2 separate regions of the Homo sapiens genome follow, and region 1 is linked to region 2. The links are chromatin loops, found by intact Hi-C in ENCODE. Cell type or tissue: Caco-2. All regions are shown on one strand.

Region 1 (5,000 bases), 90 kb before region 2:
TCACGCACATAACAATTAAATATGATTATTTGATGTAATTAAGCATCCACACAGTGTTCTTATTTTCCTGATTGTCTCATAAACTTTTTTATCTTTACATTTTTTGCAAATTGGGACCCAAAGGTCCACACATTGTATTTGGTTGATATGTTTCTCAAGTCTTTTTTAATCTATAGGTTCATCTCAGAGAGAAATGTTGCTTGGAGATGAACATCTACACTTACCCTAATTTATGTCTGATTTTTTCAAGGAAGCCCCCTAGATGCCTCCATTTTTCTTACTCAGGAAAAAAAGAGAAAAAAAAAGGGTGGTCATCTGGCCATGGAGGCTAAGACATCCAGCTTTCTTGCCATGGTGTTCTCATTCATATACAGTGCAACCTTGACCCAGCCACTTAACATTTCTGGGTTTGTGTCTTCATTTAGCATATGAAACAAATGTTTGCTAAGCAATGGGATAAATTATTCAACACTCATTCTATGGATATAAAGGCCTGGGAAAGGGAGGAGTATCCTACTTTGTCTCTGACTAGAGCCTAAGGAGAAAGAAATAGATTTAAAACTAAAATCTGGGTAGGATTTAGGGGTATATTTGAAAATCTAGTCCCTCAGTTTTCAAACTTAGCTAAGAATCATAATTACCTAGGCCATATTGTAAAGATGTAGATTCCCGAGCCCCAACTGCACAGTCTGATGCCTAAGGTGCAATCTGGAATCTATATATTTTTATAAGTCCTCTAGTCTAAATAAACAAGCATTATCTGCTTAAACGGAGCTGGTTTGTTCCACTATTTCATTCATTACATCTTTCTTGAGGGCCGAAGAAACCAAACCCTCCTTAAACAGTAATTTCAAGTGCCACAACGTAAGGGGACAGGGAGGATACAAAGGAATGCTACTGGTTCCTCTTTCGTGCATCAACGAGGCAGTCCCAGGCAGTGGCCTTGTGAGGGATTAGCTGAGTCAAGGGAATCCTGGGTTCCTACACTGCCTGTTAAGTTCCATTGCTGTTCTCGAAGGAGTCTCTGGTTTGATTTACCAGTTTCCACTGGAAATCATCCAGCATGGCAGAAAGCAGCACGTTACAGGAGTACATAAGATAACCTCAGATATATCAGCTACAGTGGGATGGGGGACTACTTTGCTTCCCCCTTTCCCCACTTACTTTCCAGAAACATCACCAAATTAGTTCACAGTGGGCATATTGTTCCTTTTTTTTGCATAAATGAAAACAAGAAATCAGATTGCAGAAGTCTGGCTGGGTCAAGAAAGAGGTGAATCATCTTTGGCATTTTTACTTACAATTGATTAAAAATGAATTTGAATCCTATAAAGGCCAAACTTCTTCCCTTATCAAGTCTCTGTGATCCCCACAAAAGGATACCACTGGTTTCCTTTTCCTGGGGTTTTCCTTATCTGCCATATCTTCTCTGCTTAACCTGTGTCTTTGTACTTCCGGAAGAGTAGAGTGAAATGGCGCATCACAGATAATCAATCATACCAGCTGGCACTTTGGGGGTCGATACTTCAAAAAATTGATATTTTATTGCTAGAATTTATACCTCAAAAAGCACAGTGTGTGGCTGAACAAGCTAAATGGTATTAGGTTTACAGGAGGGTTTACTTTTCTCAGTTACCATATTCAAAAAGCAAGGACACATGCATTTAAAATTAGTCCACAAGTGAGTTACTTGTTTAGTTAATAACCTGCCATGTTTCAAAAGCATTTGTGATGTCTAGTCTGCAAGTATATCTATTATTTGAAGGCCTTTGGACTGCTTGGAATGATAGGTGCTATATAAATAAAAAGCAATATTATTGAATTTATCACTCTCATTCTTAGAGAATAAGTTTAAAGACCCCTATCAGCAGGCAAACATGAAAACTGTGGCTGGGATTAGCCTCATTATGATCCCCAAAGTACTACAGGAATTATTAAATGATCATTATAGTTGAAGGCTGATGAATTAGTGTCAAGATTTTAGATTTTCTGTTGATTTTAAAAAACAGATCCCCTGCTCCTTTATATCAAGCAGTGGTTGATTTGTTTCCAGATTACTCTTCCTTAATACACAATCAGATATATTATAGATGAGAATGTTGAGTTTCAGGATCTCACAGTGGCTTATGTATGGTGTATATTGTAAAGCCTCCACAAAGGTAGGCTTTCGTGGCTATTCAGAGCCATGTTATTACCCCAATGTACTATAGTGTTTAGCTCATAGAGTTTCCCAGGTGGCACTGTTGGCTGGATTCCCATAACTGCCATCTGTAAAAACATAGGAAACACAAATAATGGTAGAGATAGTTTCACTTGAATACTTGCTCCTGTCCGTGGATTCAAGAGACTACACTGGCATAGCACCAAACTGCTTACTTATCAAAGCTGCTCTCTATCCTGAAATTGCTACAATTGATCTTTAACCCATTGAACACCAACATTTGGGTCATGTTTATCATAAATATTGCCTCACTACATAAACATTGCGTTGGCAGTTCAGACTAATTTGGGCCCTTTTGCTGCTGAGCCTTAGATTTGGCTGCCTCAGGGCTCCCTCTGGAGGTCGGCAGAGTCCAAGGTCAGTTAATATTAAAATAGCCTTGGCCTTGGCACAAGATAAACCCATGTCTTTTCATCCAGTGCCCACAAGAATGGGGTCCTGTATTTGTGAGCTTAGAAGATGATTGTCTGTATCTGAGGTTGGAGGAAAGTTACCTGATTATCCTCCTGTAAGTGAAATGTGATTACTGCTATGTGCTGGTATTTAACTTTCTGAAGTTTTACATTTTTCTATCTTTATTGAAGTGTTTTAGCTACAGTGAAAACAAAACGAAATAAAACCATAGGTCAGAAAAATGCCAGATTTTATTTTATTTGTTTGTTTTAGTGACAAGGAAACCTAGAGTAAGGTGGTTCTGGTTCTATAATGACCACCCTCTGGGTAGGAACAGATGATCCCACAGAGTCTGAATTCCATCTAGAAGTGTTTGAAGCACCTGGGAATTGGAATCAATGGGTTTACAGCACAACTTAACTCTTTGAAGGTAAATATGCACTAACTGGGATCAGTTTCAAAATAAAGCAAATTAGCTTGCACCAAATCAAAATTTTACTACTTCATTTGAATTGGCATTTACAGGAATAAAATAATAGCAAACCATGTTTCTCACTCCCTTCCTCATAATTTCTTCTTTCCTTTTTAGTTGGTTTATTGGTTATTTGCTTCTTTCTTTTCTTCCTTCCTTCTTTCCTTTTTTCTTTGCATTTCTTCTTTCACTGATTTTCTTTTATATTAATTAGGCGGACTATAATGTAATTTTGATGTATTAAAAATAAAATTATTCTATATCTGAGATTTGCTTCAAAATAGCCTAGGAGAGTGAGATTTGGGGAGATAGAGATGAAATAAATTTGGCCATAAACAGATAATTATTAAAACTGAGTCATGAGTGCATGGGGATTTATAATGCTTTCATGTCTAATTTTGCATATTTTTACAATTTTTGTGATAAAGCACTTTAAAATATAATTACTTTTAGTGAACCTGATTGAAAGGGTACAAGGAACAGGCAATGTGCTAGATTTATCAGAGTGTGTACAGAAACTCTTTATTTTTTTCCTAATTTTTTACTTTTTACATTATACAATTCACACACAAAATATTTTGAAATGTTAACATTCAAATTAGTGTGGCAGTACTACATGAATACGATTTATAAACATACAAACAAACCCACATCGGGGTATATTCTCAAGCATTTGTTGTTGCTAGGGGTGCATGACCATCAAGTTCAGAGACCTCCATGAGAGAGGAAGAAGGCTGAACCTTATGGGAGGATGATGCACTCATTTAAAGAAAACCAAACCGTCATTTTACTTCTTCCTTCTCAACTGTGTAGCTATTCTTTTCTACATCCTTCTTCTAATTTTATTAGTACTTTATCAGTTTTACTTCTAAAATAAAATTGGGTTGTGTCTTACCCAGTTTAGGCTGCTATAGAAGATTATAATAGACAAGGTGGCTTATAAGCAACAGAAATTTATTTCTCACAGCTATGGAGGCTGGCAAGTGCAAAATCAAGGCACGGACATGGTCAGGTTCTGGTGAAGACCTTCTTCCAGACTGAAGACTGCTATCTTCTAATATTCTCACATGGGGAGAGGGTCAGAGAATTCTCTGAAGTCCCTTTTATAAAGGCACAAACCCCATTTATGAGAGCTCCACCCACATGGCCTAATTACCTCCCAAAGGCTTACCTCCTAATACTATCACATTGGAGATTAGGATTTCAATGTAATAATTTGAGAGAGAGGGCACAAAAGATTTAGTATTTAACAAGTTCCCTTTTCAAGGGTAGAAGAGAGTTTTTAATCCAAATTCAGCTCCATAATGGGCCATTGAAGAAAAAAATGTCTATGAGCTCTTTAGATTCCCTAGCTTCTTACTCTTGAACTAAAACTACTTGCATCCTAGCCCATAGATACTGTACATGAGTGCGCGCGCGCGCACACACACACACACACACACACACACACACACACACACACACTCCTTTTCTCTTCCTGGCATTTGCAACCGGCATGTGAGGATTAGGTGTTGTAGCTTAGATATTGATCTTTGGCTTCAAACAACAACATTGCCTAATGAGCTGCAGGTGAGAAATCCTAGGAACGCAAGAAAGCTCCTTGAACAGTTGTATCAGTAGCATGGCCATCAAAGTCCTCCCTCATTGCTCAATGAGGACCCAGAGAGACTGGGCTTGGAGAAACTGGAAGGGTCAGAATATAGGATCCTTTTCATGTCCTTAGTGGTCCAGTATGGGTAACCAAATGAAAGTGGTGGTGAATAAATCAAGGAAGAATCAACCTTCCACTTATAATCCTTTAAATTGCTCCTCAAATAGAGCTTGAAGCTCTCCCAGGACCTCTGAAACCTAGAATTAAGTGTTATTGGCACAATAAGACAAAACTACTGCATGTTTTTCTGCTCCCCTTTTCTG
Region 2 (5,000 bases):
TAGATGCCAGCAGCAACCTCCACCCCCACCCCACCAAGTATGACAAACAGAAATGTCTCCAGAGATTGCCAAAAATGCCCTGGGGACAAAATTATACCTCCCTCTTCTCTTGAAAACCACTGGGCTAGATAGCTTCCGACCAGTTGAAATAAAGGCTTGGTTTCATGTTTTCGAGATTGAAAATAACAAGGACAAATACAGGATGGAAATTTTCTTTTATATCAAAGTCAGTGATGATAAGGCAGCTCTTCTCTATCAAGTTATTAAGGACCCAGACCTCTTTTATCTTGTTGTTTTACCATCCACAGGGTTTTCTCTAGGCTGGTCCAAGTTGGTCTGCCACTGCATCCAATCAACAGGAAGGAAGAAAGGGGAGAGGGATGAGTAGGTTCATGTAATCACTCTCATCTCATTGGCCAGAATTTAGTCACATGACCATAGCTAGCTACAAAGAAGACTGGGAAAGATAGTCTTTCTAATGGGCTGCATGATCCCAGCTTAATTCATTTAAAATCACAACTTGGACTGTTCTTTACCTACTTTTTTTTTTTTTTTTTTTGGTTGGTTGGTAGGGGAAAATGTTTGGGAAATGGGTCCTCAGCGAACTTCGGGAGGTGGGAATTCAGTTCTCTCCATTCTCTTTATTTCCTTCCCTTCCTCTAACCATCAGAGCCTCCGAGGCCCGGCTGTCTGTGTCATAGATAGAATTCCAGCCGCCTGACAGATCTGTCCAAAAAGCTCAGAGCTGGTTGACTTCATACTGAGGAAAAATTCTGAAAGTCAGCTCTCAGTTTTTTAGTAGTTATAGAAAGAACTGCATTCTGCTGAGGGCTCTGGGAGTCAGCCTGAAGCCATGTTTAAAGAGGCTTGTGTGAAAAGACAGATGGAAGAGATTTGAAGATCAAAGTGAGCCCTGAAGAGTCAGATTCTGCCCAGAATTGGATGACTTCTGATAGCAATGGTGGGAGCATCCAGAGGCAAGGGGAGAATTGAAACTTTTTGCATCTCTTAGTGTGGCATCATTAGCTTTGCCTCTAAAATTGATCATTTATTAATGTACTTAATACAGAATTTATTACATGTATTACATTAACACATAATTAGTTTATTAATAAACTAATGAATTCAATTGTTTTCTCTTCTAGATTGGAGTGTTATATATGTTAGACTGTTTCTCCTCTGCTAGCTGATAACAGCAGGGCAGAGATAAGGTTTAAAATCTCCAGTACTCTGTATTTAATAGTAGAATTTCCTCAGTATCCCCAGGAAATTGGTTCCAGGACTTTCTGTGGATACCCATATCCAAGGATGCTCAAGTCTCTGATATAAAATGGCATAGTATTTGCATACAACCTACACACATTCTCTTGTACAGTTTAAATCATCTCTAGATTACTTATAATACCTAATACAATGTAAATACTATGTAAATACTTGTTATGCTGTATTGTTTAGAAAATAATGACAAGGAAAAAGTCTGTCGTGTTCAGGACAGATGCAATTTTTTCAAATATTTTTGATTCACGCTTGGGTGAATCCGCAGATGTGGAAGGCCACCTGTACTTATTACATGTGTAGTTCATTATATAGTATATATAATTACCTAATTATACAACATATAATTATCCACTGCAATATATAGTTACCTATTATATAATTACATAACTAATGTGTTTTTCCTGCAGATAAGCTGTAGAAGAAAAAAAAACATAAACTGTAAGAAACCAAGAACACTCAATATAGAAAAAAGAGTGCTAAATTGAACTACGCTTGATTCCTAGCTCAAGAAAGCCAGGATGGGTGAGATTGTGTTTTTCTCTGTTACACAACAAAATCGGCATCTAAGTTAGAGTTTGTTAATTCTCAAGCATTTAATTTCATGTGTTTTCAGTAGACTATTGGCTATAATTACTATAATTTTAAAATTTTTTATTCTGAAGTGTCATATATCATGCAGAAAAATACACTATTATATATATATATGAATTATCATAAATGAAAAATATAAACAAATTACTATAAAGTGAACACTCATCTGTCCATCCGTGCAGGATAAGAAATAAAACACTACCACTGCTCAAAGCCCCCTCATGCCCTTTCCCAATTACCACTCTAGTCCTTCCTCAAAAGATAAACACTGTGCTTACTTAACAGTATAATTTCATTTGGCATATTTTTTAACTTTATATAAGTAGAATCATTTCTCCTTCTCCTTCTCCTTCTTCTTCTTCTTTTTTTTCTGATACGGAATCTCGCTCTGTCACCCAGGCTGGAGTGCAGTGGCGTGGTCTCGGTTCACTGCAACCTCCGCCTCCCGGGTTCAAGCGATTATCCTGCCTCAGCTTCCTGAGCAGCTGTGACTTCAGCCTCCCACACCCCAACCACGCCTGGCTAATTTTTTTGTATTTTTAGTAGAGACAGAGTTTCACCTGTTGGCCAGGCTGGTCTCGAACTCCTGACCTCGAGTGATCCGCCCACCTTGGCCTCCCAAAGGTCTGAGATTACAGACATGAGCCACCGTGCCTGGCCAAATCATACATTTTCTTAAAGCATTCTTAGAAGAAAAAATTGGGTGCTTGTGCTTACCATTGAGTCAATAAGATGAGATATTTGAAATAGGGACTGCCTTGAAATTTAGAACATACAGTCAGTGAAATTTTGTCTCTTTATAAAAAAAGTCTATCTTTAGATAGACTTATAGATATAGATGATAGAAAAAAGAGCAAGACTGTGACTGCCCAGTTTAAGAGATCTAGAAGGTTTTTCTAGGAGCCAGCAACTTGTCCCCAAATAAAATAGTTATGTTCTCTTTGACAAGAACCCAGAAAGTTTCCACAGCCAATCACACACTAACAGATGGGATTTAGTGACTGGGGGGAAAAAAGCAAGCAAATAAAACTTCAAAGAAACAGAAAGATTGAAGAAGGAGAAAGATAAGATTTTGCCTTCTTATTTATTTTAGAAGTGGTTGTTAAATAGAGCCACTCATAATAAATTTGTCTTTTTGTTTTGTTTATAGATCAAGATTACTTGAGGCCAGGCACGGTGACTCATGCCTGTAATTCCAGCACTTTGGGAGGCCGAGGGAAGCAGATCACTTGAGATCAGGAGTTCAAGACCAGCATGGCCAACATGGTGAAATCCTGTCTGTACTAAAAATACAAAAATTAGCCGGGCTTGGTGTCTCATGCCTGTAATCCCAGCTACTCAGGAGGCTGAGGCTGGAGAAGCTCTTGAATCCAGGAGGCTGAGGTTGCAGTGAGCAGAGATCGAGCCACTGCATTCTAGCCTGGGCAACAGAGGGAGACTCCTTCTCAAACAAAAAAATAATAAAATAACTACTTGAACCAGGAAAGGGAGGGAGAAAATGGAAAATTAAAGAGTTAGAGTCTATATTAATCAGTTTTTGCTATGCTTTGTTGTGAAACAACCAACCTCCAAACATCAGTAGCCTAAAGCAATAAAGGCTTTTTCCTTACTTATATTACTTCAGCTGCAGTGAGCTGCCATTATGTTGCATATGTCTTTTTCTTCCATAACACGAGCTTAAGAAGCAGTTTGATCTGGGATATATCATTCCTAAGGCAGAGGAAAAAGAAAAAGAGATGGCAGAGATACTCAGTGACTATTAAAACTTCTGCTTGGGCCTGACACGTCACTTGCTGCTTAGATTTCATTAACAAATCAAGTCACTTGGCCAAGCTTGACATTAGTTGACATTAGTCCTTTCTAGAGTCAGCAGATCATTGGAACAACAGTGCAGACCATTACAGGGCTCATTTTCAAATGAAGATCAGTCAGAAATTGTAATACAAAAATCAGGGGGAAAGGGAAGTAGTTCCCCAAAATTCAACATGCATAATCAGAATCTACCCATTTGTAGATTACCCATTCATGTAAGAAAATCCACTAAATAATTCATAATATATGCCTTAGATATGTTAGAAGCCCATGTAGTTCATAAAAGAACAGTGACTTCTTTAGGAAGCATCTTTCACTCCGTGCACTGGATTTCCAATAAATTCTTTTGTTTTCCGGAAGAGTGTGAAGAATTCTCAGATGAAAGGAAGAGCCATAGCCTAATCCCTGCTTTGTATCCAGAAGCCTCTGCCTATAGCCTGGATTTTCAGTATCTCTTCTGTTCTATAATCCTCCTCTGTATGGACTCCTACGAGGATATAAATTATCTATCTTCAGCCATAAGTTTTCTGTGATGTATTTTCAGAAACTTCACAATGTCTATCCTTGCTGACAACATAAATCCTTTCTTCATACTGAAAAGACCGGAAAACAATTCTGTTTCTTTAGACGGTTCTTTGCTATAAAACTTCTTCATTTAAACAGCACTTTCTTAGCCCTTGTAGAATTTGTTTTGTTGAAGTGCTTAGTCTGTCTTTGAAATAAGCATATTTCATCTAATTTTGAATGATTCCAGCTGCTGGATTACCTATCTTGAAAGTGAGTCAGGAGACTTGTTGGTTTGGGGGGATTAGAGAAGGAAGTAGATTTCAATTTTCCAAAATGCAAGTCTGACACCTTCTGGAAAGCATGTGACTATTACACCCACAAGTTAGTTCCCTTGGTCCACTATTGAGAAGGCCAGGGGTACATGAAGTTAGATGGGCAAAATCTTGCATTTTTATTTCTATAAACTGCTATTTAATATTTAGGATTTTCTTCAATTATGAATATGGACAACTAACCATAGTAGTATTATTAGTAATGTTGTCAACAGTAGAAATTATAGATTTAAAAAATCACATTATAATTATTGCAGATATCAAAAAGTATTGTTTACACTCACCATTACTTTGAAATTCTGATAGACCTGTCATTAGATCTCGTTACTTAATGAGTTAGTATAAAACACGTGCATTAGTATTTCATATATTTGCTATTTTAACCTTATGACTTTTGAATATTTCAGCATAATTGGTTTTCTTTGAAAATCTATATATATTATTAATATTTGGCACACAAAGAATATTTTGAGAAGTTGT

Evidence for each region. Peaks named below come from ENCODE experiments on the same cell type or tissue, not always from the same donor. Only the 100,000 strongest peaks of a DNase experiment are listed, where the experiment ranks them.
Region 1: it touches region 2 in a loop (5-fold over the local background); 8 of 110 quality-filtered maps call a loop at or near these places.

What each region holds. Positions count from the first base shown.
Region 1 is chr5:36,303,363-36,308,362 of GRCh38, forward strand. All of the region lies in intron 1 of LOC124900962 (a long non-coding RNA gene), which reads left to right. Among named protein-coding and RNA genes, the nearest start is that of RANBP3L, 4.0 kb to the left of the region's middle. In Caco-2, a CTCF peak has its summit at 2,584 (motif pointing left); no DNase peak of the experiment used is centred here.
Region 2 is chr5:36,393,826-36,398,825 of GRCh38, forward strand. No RefSeq gene overlaps it. Among named protein-coding and RNA genes, the nearest start is that of RANBP3L, 94 kb to the left of the region's middle. In Caco-2, a CTCF peak has its summit at 4,529 (motif pointing left); DNase peaks (open chromatin) are centred at 2,478 and 3,076.